2 separate regions of the Homo sapiens genome follow, and region 2 is linked to region 1. The links are chromatin contacts, found by Hi-C in ENCODE. All regions are on one chromosome and are shown on one strand. Each heading gives the region's core, a stretch centred on a gene start or an enhancer-like site at or near the end of the contact. The rest is flanking DNA. Distances are from core to core; before and after follow the strand shown.

Region 1 (4,901 bases), core at 1,240-3,739:
CATCTAAAATTAACCATTACGGTGTGTGTCTCTGTTTTCTTATAAGGACACTAGTCATTGGATTAGGGCCCACCCTATTCTAGTATGACTGTGTGAACTCTGAATATCTGAGACAGGTCTCAATCAGTTTAGGGAGTTTATTTTGACATGCGCCTGTGACATGCACCTGTGACACAGCCTCAGAAGGTCCTGATGACATGTGCCCAAGGGGGTCTGAGCACAGCTTGGTTTTATACATTTTAGGGAGATATGAGACAATCAGTGTATGTAAGATGAACATTGATTTGGTCCAGAAAGGTGGGACAACTCGAAATGGGGCAGGGGCTTCCAGCTTATAGGTAGATAAGAGACAAATGGTTGCATTCTTCTGAGTTTCTGATTAGCCTCTCCAAAGGAAGCAAGCAGATATGCATTTATCTCAGGGAGCAGAGGGGCGACTTTGAAAAGAAAGGGAGGCAGGTTTGCCTAAGCAGTTCCCAGCTTGACTTTTCCCTTTAGCTTAGTGATTTGGGGGCCCCAAGATTTATTTTCCTTTCACAACTGCCTTTTTTTAAAACTGTGGCAAAAAACCCCATAAAATTTACCATCTTAACCATTTTTAAGTGTACAATATATTAATTAGTGTTACCTGTCTGCACATTACTATGCATCAGTATGACCTCATTGTGTTAGAGTTCTGCAGAGAAACAGAACCAATAGGGTTATGTGTATGTATATAAAGAGATTCATTATAAGGTGTTGGCTCACATGTTTATGAAGGTTAAGAAGTCCTAAGAGCTGCAGTCAGCAAGTTTGAGACCCCAGAGAGCCAATGGTGTAAGTTCCAATCCAAGTACTGAGGCCTTGAGACCCAGGAGAGCCAATGGTGTCAGTTCCAATCCAGGTACTGAGACCTTGAGTTCCAGAAGAGCCAATGGTGTAAGTTCTAGTCCAAAAGCCAGCAGGCTTGAGACCCAGGAAGAGCCAGTTTCTCAGTTCAGGTCAGTCCAAAGGCAGAAAAGACCAATGTCCCAGCTCAAGCTTACATACACTGCAAGAGGAATTCCCTCTTACTCAGGCTGTTTGTTCTGTTCAGATCTTCATTTGATTAGATGAAGTCCACCCAGATGAGGGAAGGCATTCTGCTTTATTCAGTCTACCCATTCAAATGTTAATTGTATCCAGAAAACATCCTCACAGACATACAAGGAATAATCTTTGGCCAAAAGTCTGGGCACCCATGGCCCAGTCAAGTTGACACATGAAATTAACCATCACACTCATCTTAAAATATTATATCTGCAAAGACCCTATTTCTAAATAAGCTCATATTCTGAGGTTCCAGGTGGACATGAGTTTTTTGGGACTCTGTTCTGTCCAGGTGGTATGTGAGATATTGGTGACTGCTGAAAAAGTGGAAGAGTCCCGCAGCAGAGGGGAAGGTGAGGTGGTCAAGGAGGGCTTTGCTGAGAAGGAATGTGTGCACTTGGGGCTGGAGAAGGGGGAGAGAGGGAGGAGCTGCTGTGTGGAGGAAGAGGATTCTGTGTGAAGGGGACAGCACAGGCAGAGGCCCTGAAGTGTAGGGACAGTACAATTTGAGTCCATTGTGTCAGGGGAGGAAAGGGAGAGGTTGGGAGTAAAGAAGAGGATGAGGATCAAGAGGTCCTTCTTTGCGTGGACTGTGGCCTTTGTTCTAGTAAGATGGGAGCCACTGTTGTGCCTGTGAGCATGAATGAAAGCAGGTAGTGTGGGCCAGCTCATTGAGGACTTTTCTAAGTTCAGATGGATGTAGCTGAGCTGTGTGTGTGCCTAGATATTTTGCAGCAGCTGTTTCTAGGCAGGTTTTTAAAAAATGTTAGTGCTGTACTGACCCTTGATCCACCACCCTTTCCTTTCTGTATGCTTTTCACCTACCCACCCACCCACACATAAACCACAAACACGAAGAAGAGAGAGCAAACAGACAAGGCTGTGGTGGCAGGAATTGCTAGGAAACTGTGTGCTTAGCTGCCCTGCTGTGAGCTGCAGGGCCTCACACGTGTGAACTGGTGGGCTCTTCCCCCCACGACCCCTTCAGCCTTGGGCCTGCCTGGTGAACGCCATGCCTGCCATTCAGGTGGTCTTTAACCTGGGTAGATTTAGAAAATGCCAAGGTCAGTGTGCAAGCTATGTGGATTCTTCTGGGCTTCCAGGATTCTTCTGTGTATAAAATCACTATGCTGTGAAAAGAGTTGAGTCAGCTCTCCTGGTCAGCAGGCCACATTTGGCCTTGAAAATGTGGGACAGGGAGGAACATCCAAGAGGACCTTTGGAGACAGTGAGTAGATGGCTGTGTGGTCTTGGTACGTGGGCCCAGGGCCCTCTGCTGCCAGCCTTGTTACTGGCCTACAAAGTGTTCACACATTGTTGTTCTTATTTGTCATAAAAACACTTCAGCCTGCAATCTGAGTATTGGTCATTAAAAAGAAGAAGGAACTCCAGGCGGAGGCTGGCCCTCAGCGGGCCTGGCCTGCTGGTCTGTGGCCTGTGTCGTCGGTTCAGTTTGCCCAGTTACTGGGGGAATCACTACTTCAGATTCCTTGGCCTTGGAGTTAAAGGGAAATATCCTTATTTGGTTGACATTTAATTTCCTTTTTGCCTCCAAAGGAAGGGGCCTGGCCCTTGTGTAATGAGGGCTCGGGGGAAGTGGGCTATATGGGGGCCTGATTTCAGACTCTCTCTGGGCTGTGCGGGGGCCTGATTTCAGACTCTCCTGCCTCCACTTACCAAGATAGTGCCAGAAGCAGCCTGCTTGGGGAGGTTATCTGGGAGGCCGATGTCATTGTGACCCCTCTGGGGAGCATCGCTTTAGAAGATAATTATGTGTAAGTGGAGATGAAAATAGAATTCTCCAGTGCCAGGAGCAGCTGCTCTTCCGTAGTGTTTCAGGAGTTGCCTTTGGGGCCCCTCCTTCCTCCCAAACAAAACACACCCATCCAAAATGAAAGTTGTGAAGATGATTCCTAGCTAGAAAAGTGAGTGTTACAAATGTGTTTTGTGAGTGTGTAATTCCAGAAGTTATTTTTAGGGTGTTCTTTCCTTAGCACATCAAAAGAGCTTCCTTAGAGGAACTGCCTTTTAAATTGCACAGCCTTTCTCTGCCAGAGTGCTACAGGAAGTTTTGACTCAGGTAGTGTTCCTTCAGAATCTGTGGAGGCAGGCTTTGCTTCCTTGTTATAGTTAGAACAGAAAGGCCTTGCCCACGAGTGGGAGCCAGACAGGGCTCCACGTGTTCCCCTCCCATAAGACAGCCTCCTTGTCCTATGCCCAGGGGTGGCTTTTGTCTCTGCTGACATGCCCCCAACATCTAGTAAATACGTACTTGTTGATGGACAGGATGTATTGGATGTGGGCCCTGGCATCTTTGCTGGGCTCTGAGTAGGCGGCATGCTGTGATTTCACTTAGAACCCTGAGAAGTTGGTCTTCTGGTATCCAGATTGGTACTGGAACATTAAGTTCTGATTTCATCACTGCTGCCTTCGATAAGTTACTTGCCTCCCTGGGCCTCAGTTCTCTCATCTTTAATCTAGAGGGTTGGATGAAATGATTGGCATGGGGGTCTCCCTTCACCTCTCCACCCACTCTGGGCAGCCCCTTGCACTGTCTCCCTGGTCACAGTGCGAGCTCCTGGAAGGTAGAGCCGGTTTAGGCACAGGGAACATGAACTTTTTATCCCAGCCAGCCTGATAAATACAGGGCTTCCCCAGAACTCAACATGCTTCAGCCCTGGTGCTCCCTGATGGCCTGTCTGGCCAGACCCCCAGAGTTCTTGCTTTCTGGGCCAACTTGGAGGCAGAGACGAGCAGGTGGTGGAGGATTTGGCTAAATCTCCATTCTGGCTCTGGAGGCGGGTGTCTCCAGTTGCTCAACCTGATCTCCTTGTTCTTTTCTCAAGTTTCACACAACTTTTTATCCTTTCCTTGAACAAAGGCTTTTTATTTCTGGATGATGTTGTGAGAAGTTTTTGTATTTATAAGTAAGGCAGAAAAGAATGGATCATAACTACAAAATTTTATATCAATTACATTCCAAATTTGTTAAGAAATATCTATGTGTAGGAAAAAGACCATAAAGTACTTTATTTTAGTGGTCATCTCTGGATTTTCATATTATAGGAGGGCTTTTTAAGCATTTTTTTTACAATGAGCATGTACTGTCTTTATAACTATTAAAATTATTAATGATAATTAATTATTATTTATTAGGATTTAGTATGTGCCAGACAATGTAAGAACTTGCCATTACAGTATCTTATTTAATTCTCACTGTGAACCTATGACATTCCTATTTTAAAAAAACAAAATATACTGGGTGTGGTGACTTGTACCTATAGGCCCAGCTACTCAGGAGGCTGAGTTGGGAAGATCACCTGAACCCAGGAGTTTGAGGGCTACATAGCAAAACCCATCCTGTTTCTTAAAAGCAAACAAATATTAACCTAATTTTTGTTATTGTGGTGAAATATACGTAAAAATTGCTTTTTTAGGCTGGTTGTGGTGTCTCATGCCTATAATCCCAGCCCTTTGGGAGACTGAGGCAGGAGGATCACTTGAGCCTAGGAGTTGGAGACCAGCCTGGACAATATAGTGAGACCCCATCTCTACAAAAAAATTTTTAAAAAATTAGTTATGCGTGGTGGTGTGTGCCTGTAGTCCCAGCTACTTAAGAGGCTGAGTTGGGAAGGTCGCTTGAGCCCAAGAAGCTGAAGTTGCAGTGAGCTGTGATCATGTCCCTGCACTCCAGCCTGGGTGACAGTGAGACCATGTCTCAAGGAAAAAAATTGCCTTTTCAACTATTTTTAAGTGTATAGTTTTGTGGCCTTAACCACATCCCCTGAGAGATTTTTTTTTGGAACCCCTTATGTGATAAATGAGGACGCTGA
Region 2 (4,901 bases), core at 874-3,373, 1.2 Mb before region 1:
ATCCTCATCCCTCCCCCCAACCCCCACCACCATCATAAGGAAAAGTAGAGCCTGTATAAAGCCTTCTACCTATGTCCTACCCTTTTCATTCTGGTCGAATCGGTGTTTTCCTTCATTCTAGTCAAATCAGTGCTTTTCCACCCTTTACTAACAGTTCAAAGTATATTAAACTACTGTTCCCACATTATTCTCATAAAGAGCCTTCAAAGTAGATACACACTATAAGGCTCAGAGCACCTTACTAGGAAGTAAATGTCAGTTGCTCTAGATTCTTTAAGACCTTGCAATCTAGAGAGCTCCTTAATCGTTAACCTGGGTCTGACTTCCACAGCTGCCCGGGCCCAGGAGTGGTATGCAGCCAGGGGAAATCTTAGCCAGTTTGGCAGTGACCCATAGGCCAGTTTTGGAAGCAGGGAGCCATGATTGTTTAATATTTCAAGCCTTGACTTTTTGCTTCCCGAAAAGGAAGGAAATTTTCTGGAACTGTAGCTATTAATAGCCCTCTATTCTGGTTTAATTCGTTTATGGTGAGCAGGTTAGCACGTTACTGCTTTGGTTAGCCGAAAGCATCTTCGAGGTATCACAACTGGCTCTCGAGACCACGTACCCCACCACCACCAAGGCCTTCTATAAGCAGTACAAAAACTCAGTTCTCATAACATGCCTCAGGAGAAGAAAATGGGAAACCAAGGCCTCACAGAGAAAGGGAGCTGAGGGACCATGGGGACAAAATGTTGGGTCCAAACCGCATCGTCTCAGGAGGCCGCACGCTCAGGGCCCACCTCTGAAACCCCAGTCCAGGTGATCCACACGCTAGCCCGGCCAAAAGGTATTTGCCACGCGGAGACAGGAAACCAACACCGAAGCCAAAAAGGCAAAAATCTTCGAACAAAAATGGAAAAGGAAAGTCTTCCTAGTCATCAGTAAAGATAGGAAGAGTAGGGTGGGCGAGGCGCGGGAGCTTTGCGCAGATACCCGGGATTCTCGGCCTGGGGCTCTGAGGGGGGAAACTTGGACACGTCGCCGCGAGCGCAGTCCAGGTAGCGGAGGCCCTAGAGGTGCGCGCCAGGGCTCGTCTGCTCTGCCGCCGCGTCCTCCAGCCCGGCCGCCTATGGGGCACGCTCGGTCCCTGTCCCGGCACTAGGCCACCGTTCCGCTCGGCTGTCATCGGCCAACGTACCACTCTCCCTCCTGCCACAAATGTCACATTCCAAGAAAAAACAGTTCCATTTGGAAAGTTTAAATTTTCTCCCCGCGAAAGCAGATTATTGTAAAGGCAGCCCTAACAGGCAAGCGGGAGCTGGATGTAACTCTCCAGTTTGTCAAAGAAACTTGTCTGGGGAGAGAACAAAGAAGGAGCAGCAGCTAACGCGATCCGAGCGTCTGGGGCTGGGGTGCGACCCTTTCGTCGCCCCCACCCGCCAGAGCCGGGTCTGGCCGGCGGGCAGAAAGGGTCCAGTCCACAGCGCCAGAGCCCGTCGGGCGGGCCGGTGCGCGCGCCTTTGTCTCGCGCCGGGGAAAGCTGCACCGGACACCCCCTTCCGTCCCCTCCCTCGCCGCGAGACCCGCGCGCGGGCGCGGGCGCGCCTCGGAGTGTCTGGCCATATGGCTGCGCCCCTCAGGAAAGGCCAGCCCCGCGTCGGGCGCGCAGCACCCCGGGGCCCAAACCCCGGGGCCACAACTTCAGTCAACGTGGGTCGCGGGGCGGCAAGACGCTGAGGCCCGGCCCGCAGGCAACTGGACCTGGAGCGGGGCAAGGGAACCCGCTTAAAAACAACAATCTGGGATCTCAGCCCCGGGCCCCCAGAAGCTGCCCCCTTCCGTGAGCAGCAGGGGCCCGGGGAGCCCGGGGCGACTGGGTTCTTCGCGTGGGAGACTCGGAGACGCCCTCCCGGCACCTCGAGTGGGGGCTGGTTACCTTTCACCGCAGGCTCACAAGTTCCCCGGCGCAACTTTGCCCTCCACATGAGGCGATCATGGCTAGTTCAGTCCCTCGGCTGGGGAAGACGGCTGCCGGGCAGCGCGGGGAAGTGGCGCCGGACAATCAACCCCATTCACACAGGGCTTCACCTCCAGCCCCAAACCCGACAACCGCTGCTGGGTCCTAGAGCTTCTCGCGCGCTCCCGCCGCCGTCCGCGCTCCCCGCTCCCCGCGCGCGGGCCGGGGAGGGTCGCCCGGGCTCGTCACTAGAACCCTACACTCCACCCCCGCCGTGGCGCCCGGCCGCTGGGCCCTAGAGCCCGTCTGCAGACACCCGCCGCCCCTCCCCGGGCCGCGAGACTGCCAGGCTGAAATTGCCCAGAGCTCAAGCTGACGTGTCTCCCTGAGACTTAGGAGGGCGACAGCATCCCTTCCTTTGTCCCCTGCCGGGTTTTGATTAATTTCAGACTCACCAGTTCTCCCTCCACTTTGTCTTCCTTCCCCACCAGCCCAATGCCGGCCAAAATTCTGTTTCCGGATCTGCCCAAAAGTCTAGATTTGCTTAGGTTGGTTTTTTTTCTTCTTAAGTGGAATTTCCAGGTAGAAAGTGGCCACACTTTTCTCAGCATTCCCCAGGCCCCAGTGCTTCCATCACGCACTTGAGATTGGGCGATAAGCTGCTACTATGTGCTCCGTTGACAAACAGAAGGGCCAAAACAGACCTGACAGCCTCGGATATTAAATGTGTTCGCAGAACCGTACATCCTCTGGCCATAAATCCCCAGGCTGTTATCTGCCTGAGTAGAGGTAAAGAAAGTAAGCGACTCTGGGAAAATGTTGCCCCACCTCTTAAAATCAGGCTGTGCTGAGAACTACTCATCCACCTCATTATATTGGTTTATACTGGCGGCTCTCTGGAGCCCTAATCTGGGGTGCCCGAGCCTGCCCCATAGCACTTCTGCCTGGCTTTTTCCGGGCAGCTCTACTGCTTGGAGAAGAGAAAGCTAGGTAACTGTACAGTTGCTGCCCAGGATGTTAGTGGGAGAGTTAGCGCACACCAAGCCTCTCTTATCTGGTGCTCCCTGCCTCTGTTTACCTGCTATCTAGGTCCGGCCTTCAGGGACTCCTCCCTGGATTGTGGCAGTTCCCTAACTAGACTGCCAGCAGTTTTACCTCTCATCAGTTCTGGTGGGTTGCATGTCCTGATTCTGATTCCCCTGATGGGCCCTCCTACTGAGTAAACTCTGCTCTCAAGATAAAGCCCAAATGTAATCATTTAACAATTATTTATGAAATGCCTACTCCATTTAAAGTCATCTACCCTGGTACACACAAAAGAAACTTAGCACACAAAAGAAACTTAGAGCAGCTGACCAGCCCTTCAAGGATCTGTTATCTGTCTAAGAAGACAAGATGTGTGAACAGAAAACAGGCAAGCAACAAAGCAGGAGATCCAAGTACTGCAGATGCCTGGGAAGGGCGGAGAGAGGCACTGACTACACAGAAGGAAAAGCCTGGGAGGGTGGTGGAGTTCAGACACAGCAGAAAGAGGAAAAGGCAGCACTGGGCAAGCAGAGGCAAAAGCCAAGAGGGAGATGACAAGGTCTGGGTGCTTGGGAAGAAGGCATAGAGGAAAGCGTTTTTACCAGAAACGAGGAGAAAACAAGGGAAGGCAGAATAACAACGTCACAAAAATGTAGGCCTGGAAAGAATCTAAGAAAGTGTCAACTAAACCTTTCACTTGCCGGATGAAGAAGCTCAGGCATAGCTGTTGAATGACTTGTCCAATGTTACAGAACAAGTTTAGTAGCAAAGCCAGGTATAGAAACAACCTCTGCCTCAATGTGCCTTGTATTACACATTGTGAACCCTGAATCGCAAATTAGGAGCTGAAGTGGTTATCTTATGGACAGTGAAGGGACCACTGATTCACCTAACATTTGCGCGAATTTAATACAAATTGGGGAAGAAGTGATGGATAGAAAAAGAAGAAAGGAAACTAATCTTTACTAATTGCCCACTCCTAGATACCATCCTATAGTCTAGGAAGCAGCAAAATTTCCAAGTTACAACCATCAAGTTTAGAACAAAACAGGCATGAGCTGAGTTGCAGCTCCACCATTCAGTATCTGTGTGACGCTGAGCAAGTTGCCTAACTTCTCTAAACCTCAGTATCCTTTTTGGCAAGATGAAGAAAATAGCATCTCACAGAGTGGTTGTGAAGACTGAATAAAATAACAAATGTAAAATACTCAGCACAATGCATGTAGTATTCAATATACATTTGCTATTATTATTTCAAGAGACTATCTAGGATAGTTGCAGGAAGCAATGATAGGTGAGGTTGACAGAGGTGATAAAAAGGAAATGAGAGATACCATATCTTTGGAGATACCAGATGTCATAAAGAAAGGTATCAAATCTTTGAAGCAAGATTTTATTCTTCTCATTGACTCGTTGTTTATCCTGGGGAAAAGGACAAAGTAATCAAGTTAACCTAGGCTTTGAGCCCAGTCATAGGAAGAATAGATCTTGCAGTCTTAGAAGAATGGATCATTAGACCAATGACAGATGAAGCACAGTTGAGAAGAGGAAACGGTTTGAGAAAGATGCTGAGTGACTTACTATCCTCTGGGCAAGAGGAAACAAGGAACAAGGGACTGGGTGAGAAGTGGAGGACAGAGGTGTAGAGAAAAGGAGAGATGAAGCTTTGAAGATCAGTTCATTAACAGAATGTCCACAACTGGAAAACAGGGAAAGAAGGAGGGAGAAGAGGAAGAATCTGGAGAAGTAGAAGAGCTGGGAAAAGGTAAAGGCATGGAAGCCAGAGGAAGTTTTAAGAAGTGGGTCCTTCTATCAAATGCTACAGATTCTTAGACCTGCAATGAAGTGCTAGGCACAGCTTGTGGGTTCAAGGATCTTCTGATTCAATCAGGTGGACCTAGCCTAGACTCCTCAAATTAATACCCAGTAATCAGAT

The links. A loop is a pair of places that touch in the nucleus more often than their neighbours do.
Region 2: a map with no recorded cell type shows a loop between it and region 1 (11-fold over the local background). The contact joins the promoter of AMOTL1 here to the enhancer-like site in region 1. A Hi-C loop is called at or near these places in 2 of 37 single-sample maps with no recorded cell type.

Annotation. Positions count from the first base shown.
Region 1 is chr11:93,527,364-93,532,264 of GRCh38, reverse strand. The region is part of intron 1 of SMCO4 (single-pass membrane protein with coiled-coil domains 4); the gene reads left to right. Among named protein-coding and RNA genes, the nearest start is that of SMCO4, 14 kb to the left of the region's middle. RefSeq lists an enhancer at 4,888-4,901. Within about 2 kb of position 2,489, at least 21 of the 41 ENCODE cell types and tissues checked have a DNase peak (open chromatin) inside an H3K27ac peak, as active enhancers do.
Region 2 is chr11:94,765,578-94,770,478 of GRCh38, reverse strand. It overlaps AMOTL1 (angiomotin like 1), which reads right to left and starts at 2,123. Exons shown (of 13, transcript NM_130847.3): 1 at 1,919-2,123. The coding sequence starts at 1,967.